2 separate regions of the Homo sapiens genome follow, and region 2 is linked to region 1. Evidence: read pairs that join two places in POLR2A ChIA-PET (ENCODE). Cell type or tissue: HCT116. All regions are shown on one strand.

Evidence for each region. ChIA-PET counts read pairs that join two places held together with the same protein. Peaks named below come from ENCODE experiments on the same cell type or tissue, not always from the same donor. Only the 100,000 strongest peaks of a DNase experiment are listed, where the experiment ranks them.
Region 2: POLR2A ChIA-PET joins it to region 1 with 5 read pairs; 2 of 35 experiments call an interaction of 5 or more read pairs at or near these places.

Annotation. Positions count from the first base shown.
Region 1 is chr5:159,397,716-159,405,715 of GRCh38, forward strand. No RefSeq gene overlaps it. Among named protein-coding and RNA genes, the nearest start is that of LINC01845, 65 kb to the right of the region's middle. In HCT116, no CTCF peak of the experiment used is centred here; no DNase peak of the experiment used is centred here.
Region 2 is chr5:159,811,855-159,819,854 of GRCh38, forward strand. The region is part of intron 2 of LINC01847 (long intergenic non-protein coding RNA 1847); the gene reads right to left. Among named protein-coding and RNA genes, the nearest start is that of LINC01847, 56 kb to the right of the region's middle. In HCT116, no CTCF peak of the experiment used is centred here; a DNase peak (open chromatin) is centred at 4,657.

The DNA of each region.
Region 1 (8,000 bases):
ACTTACTATGTGGAATTCTTTGTCAGATTCAATTCACTACCACAGGTTCTTGCGTGAAATCCTGGGTGTAACCAAATTTCTCAAATAGTAAAGAAAATGGGCAATCCATTTTCTTCAAATGAAACCAAATACCTAATAACCGTCTTTCACTATCTGATAGTCGGAGGCTGGTGAAAAGATCTTCGAAGAGAGTCTGACAGGTGGGCTAAACTCCTCTACCGCTTCTTTACAGAAAAGAAATGTCAGTCATACTTTTTAAAATAGAGGGGCTTCAAATTGCAAGGAAGTAACAAGGAGTGGAACAATGACTTTGCAGGTTCTATGTGTCAGGTACTTCTCATTTGGAGTGAACAAAGATAGAAGAATTCTGGCAAAAGAAAAAGTGAAAAAATCAATTTAAGAAAAAATTTTCATGGCAATGGAATCCATTTTTCAGGATATTATTCAGAGATCCAATATGCAAAAGAGAGAAAATAGAAACTGTTTTAAAAGCCGGAGGGTGGGATGGGCGTGGTGGCTCATGCCTGTAATCCCAGCACTTTGGGAGGCTGAGGCGGGTGGATCACCTGAGGTCAGGAGTTCAAGGCCAGCCTGACCAAAATGGTGAAACCCCATCTCTACTAAAAATACAAAAATTAGCTGGGTGTGGTGGCAGGCGTCTGTAATCCCAGCTACTCATGAGGCTGAGGGAGGAGAATGGCTTGAACCTGGGAGGTGGAGGTTGCAGTGAGCTGAGATCATGCCATTGCACTCCAGCCTGGGCAACGAGAGTGAAACTTCATCTCAAAAAAAAAAAAAAAAAAAAAAAAAGGGAGGGTAATTAGGGCTCATCCTGTTGTCATCCAGCCCATCCCAGGTAAGTTCTGGAGCTTTAGTTCTTTGATGCACGTAGTTGGGACCCTATTGATTTAAACCATGATAGAGAGCAAAGATTGTGGGAATCCTTTTTTTTTCTAAGCTAAATTTTATTTAGAATATATCATATGGTAGGACTCTTTGCTAACAAAGCCATTTACATTCACAGCATTATGTTCAATCCCATGAAATAGGTGTTGTTATACCTGTTGTCCAGATGAGGAAACTGAGGCACCAGGTGGCTAGATCATGTGCCCAAAGCTACACCGTTGCTAAGGGCAAATCTTGGTGTCACACTCAGAGCTGCCACCAAAGTTCTTGCTTTGAACTTTGAACTCTACTTTCTCTCTCTCTTTGACAGGCTCTTCAATTCTTATCAAAAGTAGAAGGGTTTTAGGAATGCTTACAGAAATGAGACGGGGAGGAGAAAAAGGAGGAAGAAAGAGTAATGTGGAGGAGGCAGAGGCAGAGGGAAGGGTAGGTCTTAAGCTAGTGACAAAGAGGAAATTAGTGTAAAGTGATAAAAACCCAAGAACCAAATGCTAGAAAGGAAACTCCATGGAAAATCCAAAGAAAGATAATATCATGAGGAGAGAAGAGAAGAAAGAGGCGGGCCCAGATGGAAGGTCACTGCTTACTAGAGACCAAAATGCCAAGATTTCAACGGGAGCCAGCCACCCTGGTTTCTATTTTGATGTGATTACTTAGTCATTTAAAGTCAGGTTAATGTTGGCCAACAACAGATGGGGTCAGGACACAGGAGTTCTGCAGCTCACTGAAACTGGACAGTCTTTTAGGGCACCCAGCTCACAAGGCCACACCGTGGCCCGCCCCTGGATGGTGGCTTTTTATGCCATCAAATGATCATTTTACCCCCATTGACTGAAGTTTTAGCTAGGTTGCTAAAATGACAGACCAGGTTGGAGTCCATGAACCAACAGCTGTCAGATCCAAGGGACAAGCTAGAGGCCAATAATCGGGCTGAAGGAATGTTTCGTTTGCCAAAAGAAAAAGCAGGGAAAAAAACCAGTAAGCAAGCTGTTGGCATATGTGTGATGACTGGTCTCTGTTAGCTCATTTGTGTGGAATTAATTACCAAGATGAGTGGTATCAAGACCATGCACCTCCACTGCCCAAGTTTTGGGTGGGTTTGGTGACATAGCTCCAACTGCCATTATGGGCTAAGTGGGTGCCTGCTGGATGGAGGCGCCTGCCCAAGTGATGAAGGACAGGTAACTTTCTCTGCCTCGGCTCACCTCTCTGGAACACCCTGATCATATATGCTCCTTACCTAGTTTATTAGGTAAGGGCTGTGGAATCATGAGGCAAGAGTGTTGGAGAGAGCATGTTGAGTCTTCTGGGAAGGAAAGGACTGAGACATTCTTTAAAGACCACTGTTTAAAGGACAGGAATATTCTTTAAAAATAAGAGAAGGCAATTCACATGCTTTCTCTGATCAGGTTCTCCCCAACTCTAGGCTGGGCAGTATTAACCCCATTCTATAGGAGATATTCAGAGATTTCTGAGATTCAGAGACATTATGTTGTTTGTTCAACTTTTATTTTTGTTTATTTATTTTTGTATCTCCTTCTCCTTTAGGTGCCCTGAACCTCTTGAGTGCATCTATTGTTAATCCCTTTAGATTCTTAGCCCTAACCAAAGGGTACCAGGATAGGTACCAAAGGCTGGACTCGAGACCCGGCAGGGTCACTTTGGAAACCAAGCAGATAACATAACTATTAGAGGCAGTCAGGTATAGAGTAACTGGATGAGGAGCATGATTAGAGGGAAAGTGCATATAAAGACTTTCAGATTCAAAGAAAACACAACTACATTGGTAAACAAAATACATAAAGCCAGAGCTTTCCAGTTTACAGCCTCCTGGCTAGATCATCCTTCAGGTCTTTTTGAGTTCTAACGTTTAATTTTTAAATTTTTTTTGCCATACATAAAAATGAGCACATCCCTTGCTTATTCCCTTCAGGTTCTGCTTTCTATTGGCAGGAGTAGGCGATGGTGGCAATGAGCTAATCAGATAAGCTAACCTCTGCTAATGGGTAAATTAGCTAATGGGCAATTCCTCTTGTGACTTAATGCTATCATTGGGTTAAAGCATATCCCTTCTGATCTTGGACCCACGGGATTGACAAATGATGGGAATTCAGCATCCCTGCAACTACACCCTAGGGGCAGTTTCTTGGTCTTCTCAATGCCAGGGGCAGGGCTGGACAGAACTGGCAAGTGAGCCAGCCTCAATTCCCTTTAATAGTGGCATCAATATGATGGCCAGAACCTAATTATTGGGCTAAACACTATGGAGTTCTGTATCATGTGGTGGCCCCATGAAGGGGGTGGGGATGTGAAAACCCAGGCAATCTTAAAGTGATTTATGAATATTTTGTTTAATCACATTTTAAACTCTGAATAAACACATAAATACTTTTATTTTATTTTTCATTTGTTTTTGTGTGTTTGTTTATTTTTTAAAGAGGGGTCTTACTCTGGCACCCAAGCTGGAGTGCAGTGGCATGATCACGGCTCACCGCATCCTTAGTCCCTGGGCTTAAGTGATCCTTCCACCTCAGCCTTCTGAGTAGCTAGGACTACAGGCCCAGCTGGTTTTTTAAAAAATGTTTTGTAGAGACAAGGTTTTGCTCAGTTGCCTAGGCTGGTCTTGAACTCTTGGGCTCAAAAGATCCTACCACCTCGGCCTCCCAAAGTGCTGGGATTACAGGTGTGAGCCACTGCACCCTGCCTATAAGTACTTTTTTTTTTTTTTTTTTCGCGGAGTCTCGCTCTGTCACCAGGCTGGAGGGCAGTGGTGTGATCTCAGCTCACGGCAACCCCTGCCTCCCGGGTTCAAGCGATTCTCCTGCCTCAGCCTCCTGAGTAGCTGGGACTGTAGGCATGCACCACCACGCCCAGCTAATTTTTGTATTTTCAGTAGAGACAGGGTTTCACCATGTTGGCCAGGATGGTCTCGGTCTCTTGACCTTGTGATCAGCCCAACTTGTTAAAAAAATGCATTGTGGTAAAAACAAAAATATTTGGAAAGGCATAAAGTTTAAAAGTCCTTTTTCCTCCCATCTGCTCAAACTCCCAGGCTCACTTCCCTAAAGAAATTAAGTTAATGTTTTGTAAATATCTAAGCTAAGGAAGATCACCTATAGCTTGAATATTCCATCTCCAGAGGAGCCAGAAACAAGCAAACCAACCAATTCATCTTAGTTCCCTCCTTCCACCATCCCAGAGCTACAAATTATGTGAACAGCATGGTCTCCTTCTCATGCATCTGTCTTCCATTCTCTTGGCTTTCTATTTTCACTGCTATGGAACTCCACCCTATGCCCACCTTTTCGATTTCAGAAGATGTCTTTTTCAGAAAAAACCTTTTATCAGCAGCTTACACTTGAGTGTAGAAAAAGATTATAATGAATGTAGTATTTAGGATCTGGAAGGAACCTTCCATAATTGTGGATGCAGAGGCCACCTCAGAAAAACAAATATACACCCATTACCTTGGGTTTGTGTAAAGGTTCAGTGTTTATAAGAGGGCTTTCCTGTCCATTTTTATACTTGATCCTCTTCCTGGCTCCTGTATGGAAGCAGGGGAAGGCAGTATTATTTCCACTGTGCAGAGGAGAAAACTGAGCCTCTGAGAAGCTGACTTCCCCAACAGCCAGTGCACTCGTCCCGGGACCACAGCATGGAAAGCCTTTCACCCTACTGGCATCAGCTGCTTGTGGAGGGACTTCAGGTTTGGTGGAGACAGTGGGCATGAGGCCATCCTCAGAGCGCCTTAAATTGCAACACTTGGGATGCTGGCTGTTTTGCATAAGCTGATATTGAGCTCAGGCTCAGGTACTCTGCTGACTCCACTCTCCAGATTTGATTTGGCTACTGGCCCTGGGTTTCCCAGGCATGGAAATGACATCACCATGGCTTGAGACAGAAGACCAAGTGGAGCTCTGGCACTCAGCCAGCATGGGCCCTTCCCAGTCCCCTGCTTCACAGGTGGGACTCACTTTCTTTCCCTTCATGCTTTTCTTCATCCTTCCCTTAATTTGGTGTTGTTACCTCTCATATAAGGGGAGATGTCTGTTTTCCTAACATGACCTCCTTTGCCCAGGCAGGGGTAGGGGGAGTAGAATGGCAAGAAGCGGTTGATTTGAGTGACTACAGTGAGCAGGTGCTGTGCTAGGGACACTGGTACCGAGACCAAGAGGGCAGCATATTCAGTCTTGAGGACCTCACGGCTCAGGGAACAGGTCATCAGACACATAGCAAAGTAAATGAGTGAGGAATTGCATTTGGCTTCAAGTAATAGAGAATCAAAACAATAGAGATTTAAACAAGGGTCTCTTTTTCTTCCAAATTCCTTGTAATTTGGAGCTGGGTGGCCCAGGGCTGGTTTGGGACCTCTGTGATGTCACCGGGAACCCAAGTTCCTTTGATTCTTCTGCTTGGCAATGTTTAGTAGGATTGCTTCGTGGTCATAAGACAGCTGTTGGAAATCCACACTGCATGTCTCAAGCAGGAGGAGGGAAAAAGGCAGAAATGCAAAATGGTGTTAGCCAAGTACACCCTCTTTATTTATTTATTTATTTTGAGACAGAGTCTCGCTCTGTCACCCAGCCTGGAGTGCAATGACGCCATCTCAGCTCACTGCAACCTCCACCTCCCGGGTCCAAGCGATTCTCCTGCTTCAGCCTCCCCAGTAACTGGGGTTACAGGTGCCCACCACCACGCCCAGCTAATTTTTTGTATTTCTAGTAGAGACAGTGTTTCACCACGTTAGCCAGGCTGGTCTCAAACTCCTGACCTCAGGTGATCCACCTGCCTTGGCCTCCCAAACTGTTGGGATTACAGGCATGAGCCATGGTGCCTGGCCAGAGTACACCCTCTTTAAATTGCTTTCCTAGGGCCCCTATCCCATGATGTTGACTTACGTTTCATTGCCTGCCCTATCTCCAAAGGAGGATAGGAGATAATTTGTTTAGCCTTTATTTTTTCTTTTTTAAACTGGGCACATTGTCATCTCTAACAATATAGTCTTGTTATTATGAAAGAGGAGAAGAAGGGATGTTGGGTAAATTACTAGCTGTGTCACCTAATCTGGGCAATTTCAGTGCATTGTGGTGGTGTACTTTGCTGAATGTGTGATTTAGCAAAATAATTAAACCTCTCTCATCTTCAAAATGGATATACTAATAACACATACCTTATAGTGACTAAATTGCGTAGGATTACTGTGAAGATTCGATGAGAAAATGTATGTCAAGGGCTTAGGGCTATGGGAGGTATGCTGTAAGTGCCCAATAAATGTTAGTTGTGATGGTGAGCATGGGAGAGGGTGATGATCCTGGGTTTGTATTCCCCTCCAGCACTCCTTGCCTGGCTATGGGCACAGCCCTGTGATTTGGTTTCTTCAATGATAAAACAGTAGGATGTGTCTCTAAATTGCTATGAGATTGAGATAATCCCTGGGGAGTGTGTAACAGAGTGTGCAGCATGTCCTAGGAACTCGGAGAATTATGATTATGAAAGCACCGAGAAGAGGCGGGACGGTCAGGGAAGGCTTCCTGGGTGAGGCGTCTCTGGGTTATGTTTCACAGGTGTAAAGGAGACAGCCTGGGAAGGAGGTGGGGAAGGCTGTCACATGGTGTGCTCTGGGAGCTGTGAAGGGTCTGGGGCATCTGGGCCCCAAGGTCAAGGTAGGACATGGCACTAGTTGAGGCAGAGAGGAAGGCAGTGTTTGGGGCCATGCTGAGGGGCTGAGAGCCCTGGGGGTGTGGAGCCTGCTGCTCTGATCTCCTGGGACTGGTTTCTGAGGCTGAAGAGATCATTATTCACAGACAAGGAATTAGGTGCTTTGAACAATGCTTATTTTATTGGCATCTGCAAACTGCCACCTGTTAACCAGAAGCCTGGGCTCAAACTCTGGCTAGATTCCTCTGGGAATAGGCTATTAATCAACGAATGACTTCCTCTTTGGCAGAGAAGGAAATGTCTAATAGCTTGAGGCTGATCTTATGACTGGAAAAATGGAAAGGCTGTTGTAAGTTCTCACAGGGATGTAAAGACAAGTTGTCTGTAGGTTTCCAACAGGGTTTTTTATTACCTATTAGCAAATGAGCACAGATTTGTTTATCAGCTTCCCCTAGAAATTAGGTTGTTGAGGCAGCTGGAGAGGTGAATCCTGGGGTGGGAGAAGGCAGAGAAGGGAACAAGAGGAGCTGGCATTACCTTGGTGCATTGTACTTAAGGAACCATAGAGGTGGCTTGTTCCTGAGCTGGGGTTGCATAGAGAGAGCACTGGACATGAGTCCAAAGTCACAGGGGCCAGTCTCACCTTTGCCCTGAGTTCCCAAAAACAATGTACGCTGTTCTGTAAAACATGGATAATACCATGGCCACTTGGGATTACCAGGCTCTCTGATGGTAACCTAGGAAAATGTATGTCTGCGAAGACACTTTGTAAAGTGCAACTAGAGTAAAATCCAACCCCCGCCCCAATCTCCCAGGCCTTCTGACAAATTACAGAGCACCCCAGGCTCTCTTTCCACTTTGTACATTGACCATTGCTCCTTTTTCTGCCTAGATCATTCTTCTGCCCCCTCCTTGGAAGGGCCTTCCATGCCTTTCTAAGTATATGCTCCCCAACATAGACAGTGGTTAAGACCCAGGCTCTGAAACACCACTCACGGGTTCAAGTTCGGCTCTGATACATACCAGTGAATTGACCTTGGGCAATCACCTGACTTCTCTGCCACAGTTCCCACTTCCGTAAGATGGAAGTAATAATTGTTTGTACCTTACGGAGCAGTTGTGGAGAAAGGATGACATTAATAGTTGGCCATTATTACTGTTTTTCAGAGCACTCTATTTCCCTTCTAGCGCTGCGGTCTGTAATTAATTTATTTGTATATATGTCCATTAACCACCACCCGTAATATCCTATTATCTTCTATAATGGGATCTTTTAATAAGGGCAATGACCATGTCTTTCTCATCATCCTTATATAGCACAGTGCCTGCGACTTAAAAAATGCTCAAGTCATAGTTGTTGGATGAGGAATTCACTGAACGGGTATTTCCCAGAAGTCTCAACAGCCTGTCCCCAGAGACAAGAAGGCACCACGAGG
Region 2 (8,000 bases), 410 kb after region 1:
AGGAGCAGACCTTAAGGGCAATTCTGGTGAGAGTGTCAGAGGCATTTGAACCAGAGAGACTCCATCTTGAATAGGGGCTGGGTAAAATTAGGCTGAAACCTAGTGGGCTGCATTCCCAAGAGGTTAAGGCATTCTTAGTCACAGGATGAGACAGGAGATCAGCACAAGATACAGGTCATAAAGACCTTGCTGATAAAACAGACTGTGGTAAAGAAGCCAGCCAAAACCCACCAAATCCAAGAAGGCGACGAGAGTGACCTTTGGTCTTCCTCACTGCTGATTATAGGCTAATTATAGTGCATTAGCATGCTGAAAGACACTCCCACAAGCACCATGACAGTTTACAGATGCCATGGCAATGTCAGGAAGTTACCCTATATGATCTAAAAAGGGGAGCAACCCTTGGTTCGGGGAATTGCCCACCCCTTTCCCAAAATCCTAATGAATAATCCACCTCTTGTTTAGCATATAATCAAGAAGTAACAATGAATATTCTTAGTCGACCAGCCCATGCTGCTGTTCTGCCTATGGAGTAGCCATTCTTTATTGCTTTCACTTTATTCTATGGATTCATCTCTAATTCTTTCTTGTATGAGATCCAAGAACCCTCTCTTGGGATCTGGATCAGGACCCCTTTCTGGTAACAAGAGCAAAGAAAGAAAAGAGGAGAGTTATCATCATCACTGGTCATCAGAGAAATGCAAATCAAAACCACAAGGAGATACCATCTCACACCAGTTAGAATGGCAATCATTAAAATGTCAGGAAACAACAGATGCTGGAGAGGATGTGGAGAAATAGGAAGGCTTTTACACTGTTGGTGGGAGTGTAAACTAGTTCAACCATTGTGGAAGACAATATGGCGATTCCTCAAGGATCTAGAACTAGAAATACCATTTGACCCAGCCATCCCATTACTGGGTATATGCCCAAAGAATTATAAATCATGCTACTATAAAGACACATGCGCACGTATGTTTATTGAGGTACTATTCACAATAGCAAAGACTTGGAACCAACCCAAATGTCCATCAATGATGTAGACTGTATTAAGAAAATGTGGCACATATATACCATGGAATACTATGCAGCCATAAAAAGGATGAGTTCATGTCCTTTTCAGGGACATGAATGAAGCTGGAAACCATCATTCTGAGCAAACTATCACAAGGACAGAAAATCAAACACCACATGTTCTCACTCATAGGTAGAAATTGAACAATGAGAACACTTGGACACAGGGTGGGGAATATCACATATGGGGGCCTGTCGTGAGGTGGGAGCAGGGGGAGGGATAGCATTAGGAGAAACACCTAATGTAAATGATGAGTTAATGGGTGCAGCAAACCACCATGGCACATGTATACCTATGTATCAAATCTGCACATTGTGCACATGTACCCTAGAACTTAAAGTATAATAATAAAAATAAATAAATAAAATAAAAATAAAAAAAGAAACAAACAAAAATGAAGTGAGACCTAAAGATATGATTGAATTGCTGCAATCTCATGGTCAAACTTGAGTGAATGAAGAGTTCCTTCTTATGGATGAGCAAAGAAAGTCGTTTCTTGAGACAGAATGTACTCCTGGTAAAGATGCTTTAAACCAAGTTTGTCCAACCCAAGGCCCATGGCCCAGGGGCCACATGTGGACCAAGATGGCTTTGAATGTGGCCCAACTCAAATTTGTAAACTTTCTTAAAACACTATGAGATTTTTTTGCAATTTTTTTTTTTTTTAGCTCATCAGCTATCATTAGTGTTAATGTATTCTATGTGTAGCCGAAGACAATTCTTCTTCCGATGTGGCCCAGGGAAGCCAAAAGGTTGTACACTCCTGCTTTAAACATTGTTGAAATGGCAACAAAGAATTTAGAATGTTTCATAAACTTTGTTGATAAAGCAGTGGCAGGATTTCAGAGGTTTGACTTCAGATTTTGAAAGAAGTTCTAGTGTGAGTAAAGTGCTATCAAACAGCATTGTATGATACAGAGAAATCTTGCATGGAAGGAAGAGTCAGTTGATGCAGCAAATTTCATTGTTGTCTTATTTTTGAAAATGGTCACAGCCACTCCAAGCTTCAGTGACCACCACCCCTTATCAGTCAACAGTCTTCAACATCGAGGCAAGACCCTCCACCAGCAAAAAGATTACGACTTACTGAAGGCTCAGATGATAGTTAGCATTTTTTAGTAATGAAGTATTTTTTAAGTAAGGTATGTACATTGTTTTTTAGACATAATACTGTTGCACAGTTAATAAACTACAGTATAGTGTAAACATAACTTATATGCACTGAGAAACCAAAAAAAAAAAAAAAAAAAAAGAGGAGAGCTATAGAGAAAGCTTCAGGTTTCTTAGATAGTCATGAATAGATTGTTAGTAGAAATATGGATGGTAAAGACCATTCTGATGAGGTTTCAAATGGAAACAAGGAATATGTTATTGGACAGTGGAGGAAAGGCAATCCTCGTTATATAATGGTAGGACTTATGAGCAATGAAATTGGATATTTAGCAGAAGCTATTTCTTAGCAAAGTGCTGAGGGTGCAAAATGGCTTCCCTTGAGTGCTTATAGTAAAATGCAGGAAGACAGAAATGACTTAAAGACAGAATTCGTAATCAAAAAGAAAGTAAAACATAAAAATTTAGATTCTCAGCCTATTCATATTGGAAAAAATGAGAAAGCCTGTTGTGGCCAAGTGACTCTTTGATAAGGAGATTTAATACGGATGGGCCTTTTCAATGGAAGCCAGGTGCCACTCATCAAGACAATGAAAAAATGATCCCAAAGGCATTTTTAGAGATCACAAGGCTGGCATTTCTATTACAGACCAAGAGTGTCAGGGCCTGTGGGGCAGAAGGATTTCAAAGTTTTTCTCCAGAAGGTGGCTGTGCTACTGGGCTGCCCCAGGTTTAGCTCCAGCAGACCCAATTATTCATGAGCCATGATGACTGCCCCTCCCCATTCAGGGTACAGGCAGTAAATCTTGATATATGTAAGATGCTGTCGGCTGGCTCATGAGCCAAGGGGATGTGGATGTCTTCACTTAGATTTTAAAGGATGCCTCATAGAGCCATGGGCCCAGGCAGAGAACAATCACAGGGTCAGGGCCACTGCAAAGAGACCTCATTAGGGCAAAGTCCATTGGAGGTTTAGGGATGGGGATGCCCCAGAGATCCCAGACCAATAAAGCCAGAGGCATGAGATTCCAGCCTGGGATAGCTGCAGGCACTTGACTCCAACACGTAAGAGCTGTGGGGGAACAGGGCAACCCGAGGTCATGGAAGCATGGCTTCCCAGAGTCTTGGGGGTCCAACTCCTGCCTGGAGGGCAGAGACTGGACTCAAAGATTAGTCTTGAGACTTAAGGTTTTGGACCTGCTTGAAATCTATTTATCCCTTCCTTCTTTCCTATTTCTCACTTTGGAACAGAAATGTCTATCCTGTGCCTGTCCTACCATTGTATTTTGGAAGCAAAGAACTTGTTTGCTTTCATAGTTCACAGCTGGAGAAAAATTTGCGTCAGGATGAATCATACCTTAAGTCTCATCAGTTTCTGATTTAGATGATATTTAGATAAGATTTTGGACCTAGACATTAAAACTTGATGCTGCAGCCAGTTAAGACTTTGGGGACTATTAGGATGAAATGAATGTATTTTGTATGTGAGAAGGACATGAATTTTGGAAGGCCAGGGGAAAATGCTATGGTCTGAATGTTTGTGTCCCCCAAAAACTTCACATGTTGAAACCAAACCTCCAAGATGATGGTATTGGGAGGTAGGGTCATTTGGGAGGTGACTGCATCATATGAATGGGGTTAGTGCTCTTATAAAATAGGCCCAAGGGAGTTCATATTCCCCTTCCACCAAGTGATGACACAGTTAAAAGGTGCCATTTATGAGGAATGGGCCTTCCCCAGGCAAGTTGATCTTGGACTTACCAGCCTCCAGAACTGTGAGAAATTAATGTTTACTGTTTATAAACCACCAGTTTAGGGCATTTTTATTAATGCAGCCCAAATGGCCTCAGATAAGCAGCCTTGGCCAGCTTTCTCATCCTTGCCTTCAGCACCTGAAATGGTCCCTGACATACAACAGAGGCTCAGTGAAACTTGTTGAATAAGTGTCTACATGCTTCCCAATTTGATTTCCTCATTGTTGGGAGTTTCTGGGTCTGTTCCATTAAAAACATGAGGTAGAAATAATTGTGAGCCAAATTTGACAAATAATGTTAGGAATTTACTAAAAACAACTTAAAGAAAAACCTTTATGAAAGGGAGCAGAGTAAAAGAGAAGCCTTGTCAGTCTTCTAGCAGGCAGAATGGACTTCATGCAAAACCCAGAGCAGGCTCAGCCCTCCCTCCTCCATGAGTTCTGTGATGTGATTTCAAGCCCTCTCCTCCAAAAATGTCGCCCCATCGGCCTGTGCAGATGCCTGAAATTCTACTAATCATCCCTTTGGGTTAATTGAATCCCCCCGTTGGAAGGTAAATAAGCTATTGGAGAGGGCACTATGACACATAAGATTTCTATTAGTTAACAACACCTTTCTACAAGATGATTCCATGAAACCAGCAAGCAGGGGCCTGAAAAGCAGCAACAATAAGTAGCCGTATTTGTTTTACTAAGGGGAGAAGCCCAGGCCTTAGGGACCGTCCAAAAAGAGCCAACTAGAGTGAAAGGAGAAGGTGAGCCGACCAGCCCAGCCAACCTGAGGGGTAATCTGAGAATGCTGGGCACAAGGTGGGAGCAAGAGGAGACCCAGGCCCCAGCCACAGCCACCTTCACTTTACAGGTGGTAGCAGGTACTAGAGAAATCGTTGTTGAAGAGGGAAGTGAAGTATGCTATTTATTTAATTTAGTTTTTAAATAAACTTTCATATCATGCTTACTATGTGCCAGACACCCTTCTAAGTGTTTAGCAAATATTAACTTGAATTTAACCAGAGAAATGGCATTGTCCAAAGTCAGAGTCTGAAAGCCAACTTCACCAATTTCTGGCTGTGTGACCCCAGCCCGTGATTCATGCCTTCTGGGGCTCCTTTTTCTTTTCTTTTTTTTTTTTTTTTGAGACAGAGTCTTGCTCTGTTGCCCAGGCTAGAGTGCAGTGGCACCATCTTGGCTCACTGCAACCTCCTCCTCCCAGGCTCAAGCAATTCCCCTGCCTCAGCCTCCTGAGTAGCTGGGACTACAGGCGTATGCCAGCCCACCAGGCTAATTTTTGTATTTTTAGTAGAGACGGGGTTTCACCATGTTGGCCAGGATGGTCTTGATCTCCTCACCTTGTGATCCACCCACCTTGGCCTCCCAAAGGGGGGCTCATTTTTATCCCTTATAAAGGGGGCAGAATAGTAAAACTACCTCAAAATTATTGTGAGGAATTATCAAGCTATGAGCCATAGAGAAACTTTGTGGACTGTGAAATGTTTTGCAAATCATTGCTTATATATAAGTAAGCCTAGGACTGGCTCAGCCTCTAAAGCAAATAACAATAACAATAACAAAAAAATCGTCCTTTTCATCCTCATAACTGTTGCTGTCTATTATGTAGCTTGTGGGCAGCGGGGTTGGATGACTTCATTCAAGTCCTGGTTCCCAACCTATTAGCTGCATGGCTTTAAGCAAGCTGCTTAATCCCTCAGCAATTCTGCATTCTCCTCTATAAAACTAGGACTAATAATAGATCTACTCCATAGAGTTGCTGCGAAAACTTTTTCAAATGATGGAAATAAAGCTAAGGACAACAATCTAGAGCAAATGCACCATAAATCACACACATCTCTGCTCTTTCAAGCCTCATAGTGTTACAGAGTAGGTATTATTATAGCTATTATCCTCATTTCCAGAGGAAAAAGCTGAGAGCCAGAAAGGTTCGGTAACTTGCCCAATGCCACATACCTAGGGAGTGATAGAACTGGGATTCCTGGACAGGTCTGTCTGACTTGGATATTTTTGTGGTTGCCTAAGCAGATGTTCTCACTGTCCATAATGACATACCAGAAACACCTAAGGAAATTCTTGAGCAAAAGAAAAAAGAATTGCTTGGCCAGGTGCAGTGGCTCATGCCTATAATCCCAGCACTTTGGGAAGCCAAGGTGGGCACATTGCTTGAGCTCAAGGGTTCGAGACCTGCCTGGCCACATGACAAAACCCAGTCTCTACTAAAAATACAAAAATTAGCCAGGGATGGTGGCATGTGCCTGTGGTGCCAGCTACTCAGGAGGCTGAGGTGGGAGGATTATTTGAGCTTAGGAGGTGGAGGTTGCAATGAGTTCAGATCGCGCCACTGCACTCTAGCCTGGCTGACAGAGTGAGACCCCATCTCAAAAAAGAAAAAAAAAAGAATTGCAAAGCTAGAAAAGGAAAAGCAGTGACAAGTACCTTACTTCTCCTTAGTACTGCAAGTATTAAGGCTAAGTTGTTGCAGAAGGGAAACACAAAACCTTTAAACGCAAATGCTGAAGAGGCTCCCAGAAACCATCTGGTTCTACCTCCTGCCCAGTGCAGGCATATCAGAGCCTGGGACAGAGCCTGGGAGGTTATGAACCAAACTTGTCTCCTCTTGCTTCTGGGCCATGACCCAAACCTTGCAATTAGATATGACGGAGTTCTAGTCCACGGCGTGTGAGTGGAAGGGATGTGCACCTCTTCCAGGTTTGGTCTGTAATCACCTCCTTTTTTCTAAACTGTTTGATACAATTCAGCATGGTGACCAAAAATGCCACAGATAGAAAATGATGGAGCCACAGGATGAAAGAGGCCGGAGTTTCTGAGCCACCTCCTAAAGGAGAGCTGCCCACCCATCAGAAACACCCAGCTAGAACTTTACATGAACAAAACTAACTCTCTTTCACAAATGAACCATCATATAGTCCATTAGTCCCAGCAGCAAGCATAACTTTAACCAAACCAGGGGCCAGTGGACTTTCTGACTTTTGGCCCTCAACTTCTGCTTAACTCCTCCAGTGGTGGGGACTTCATTTCCTCCTGCAGTATTAACTCATTCTCATTCTTCATTTGTTCATTCCGCACATATTTATTGAGCTCCTACTACGTGCCAGACACTGTGCTAGGCACTGGGGAAGCAGTAATGAGAAAGGCACAAAGCCCTGTGCCCCAAGGAAGCTCATCACCCAGACTGGTGGGTAGAAAATGAACAAGCAGGCAGGCAAGAAGCATGATATGTATAGACTTTGCTAAGTAAGTTGCAAGAAAGAAACAGATTGATGAGACAGAATCACTGGGAAGAGGATCAACTTTAGCTGGAGGAAGAGAGCTTCGACGGAAGTTCACTCTGAGGAGGTGACTGAAACCTGAGACACAATGGCAGACACCCTAATCATTACACTTTCTTTTTTTTTTTTCTTTTAATAATAAGAAAGTGGTCTCCTTTAGGCCTGCTCCCAGTCCTAATTACATATTCTGGGGCCCCAGAGATGCCTATTGCTCCCTTTCCAATGACAGCTTCTCCAACATCCAACATTTGCAGACAGCTGTCACATTTCTCTCCTCCCCACTGGCCCTAGCAGAAGCCCCCACAGGATCTGCCGGCCCAGACACCTGCTGCAGGTATCAATAACAGCAAGCAACTTGCAGCAAGGGTCGGGGTAAATGAGGGAGTCCCTAGGATCCCTGTGCCCAGGCTATGTGGACCCTCCCAACATCTTAGGGGTAATTGGTCCCACTCCTACAACATTGCCTATAATATCTGCAGGGCTGCTTGCTAACTGCTGGCTCCTGTCAGGCATTTATTCTCTGACATCAGGGGGAGCAAGCGGGGTTAGAAGCCTTCAAGAGCTCCTGCTGGAAGCCTTCTCTCCCTCTCTTAAAAACAATTTATTTTTTTGATGTTAAAACCATGTTCCCCCTATGTCCCGGTTTGAACACCAAAACAAACCCAGCTGTCCCCAACACTAGGCTGAAACCACAGGCGTTTGGCTGCAGAGCCAAAGAGGCAGCAGGAGGAACTGCTCAGAATCTTGCCCCTCCAGCTTC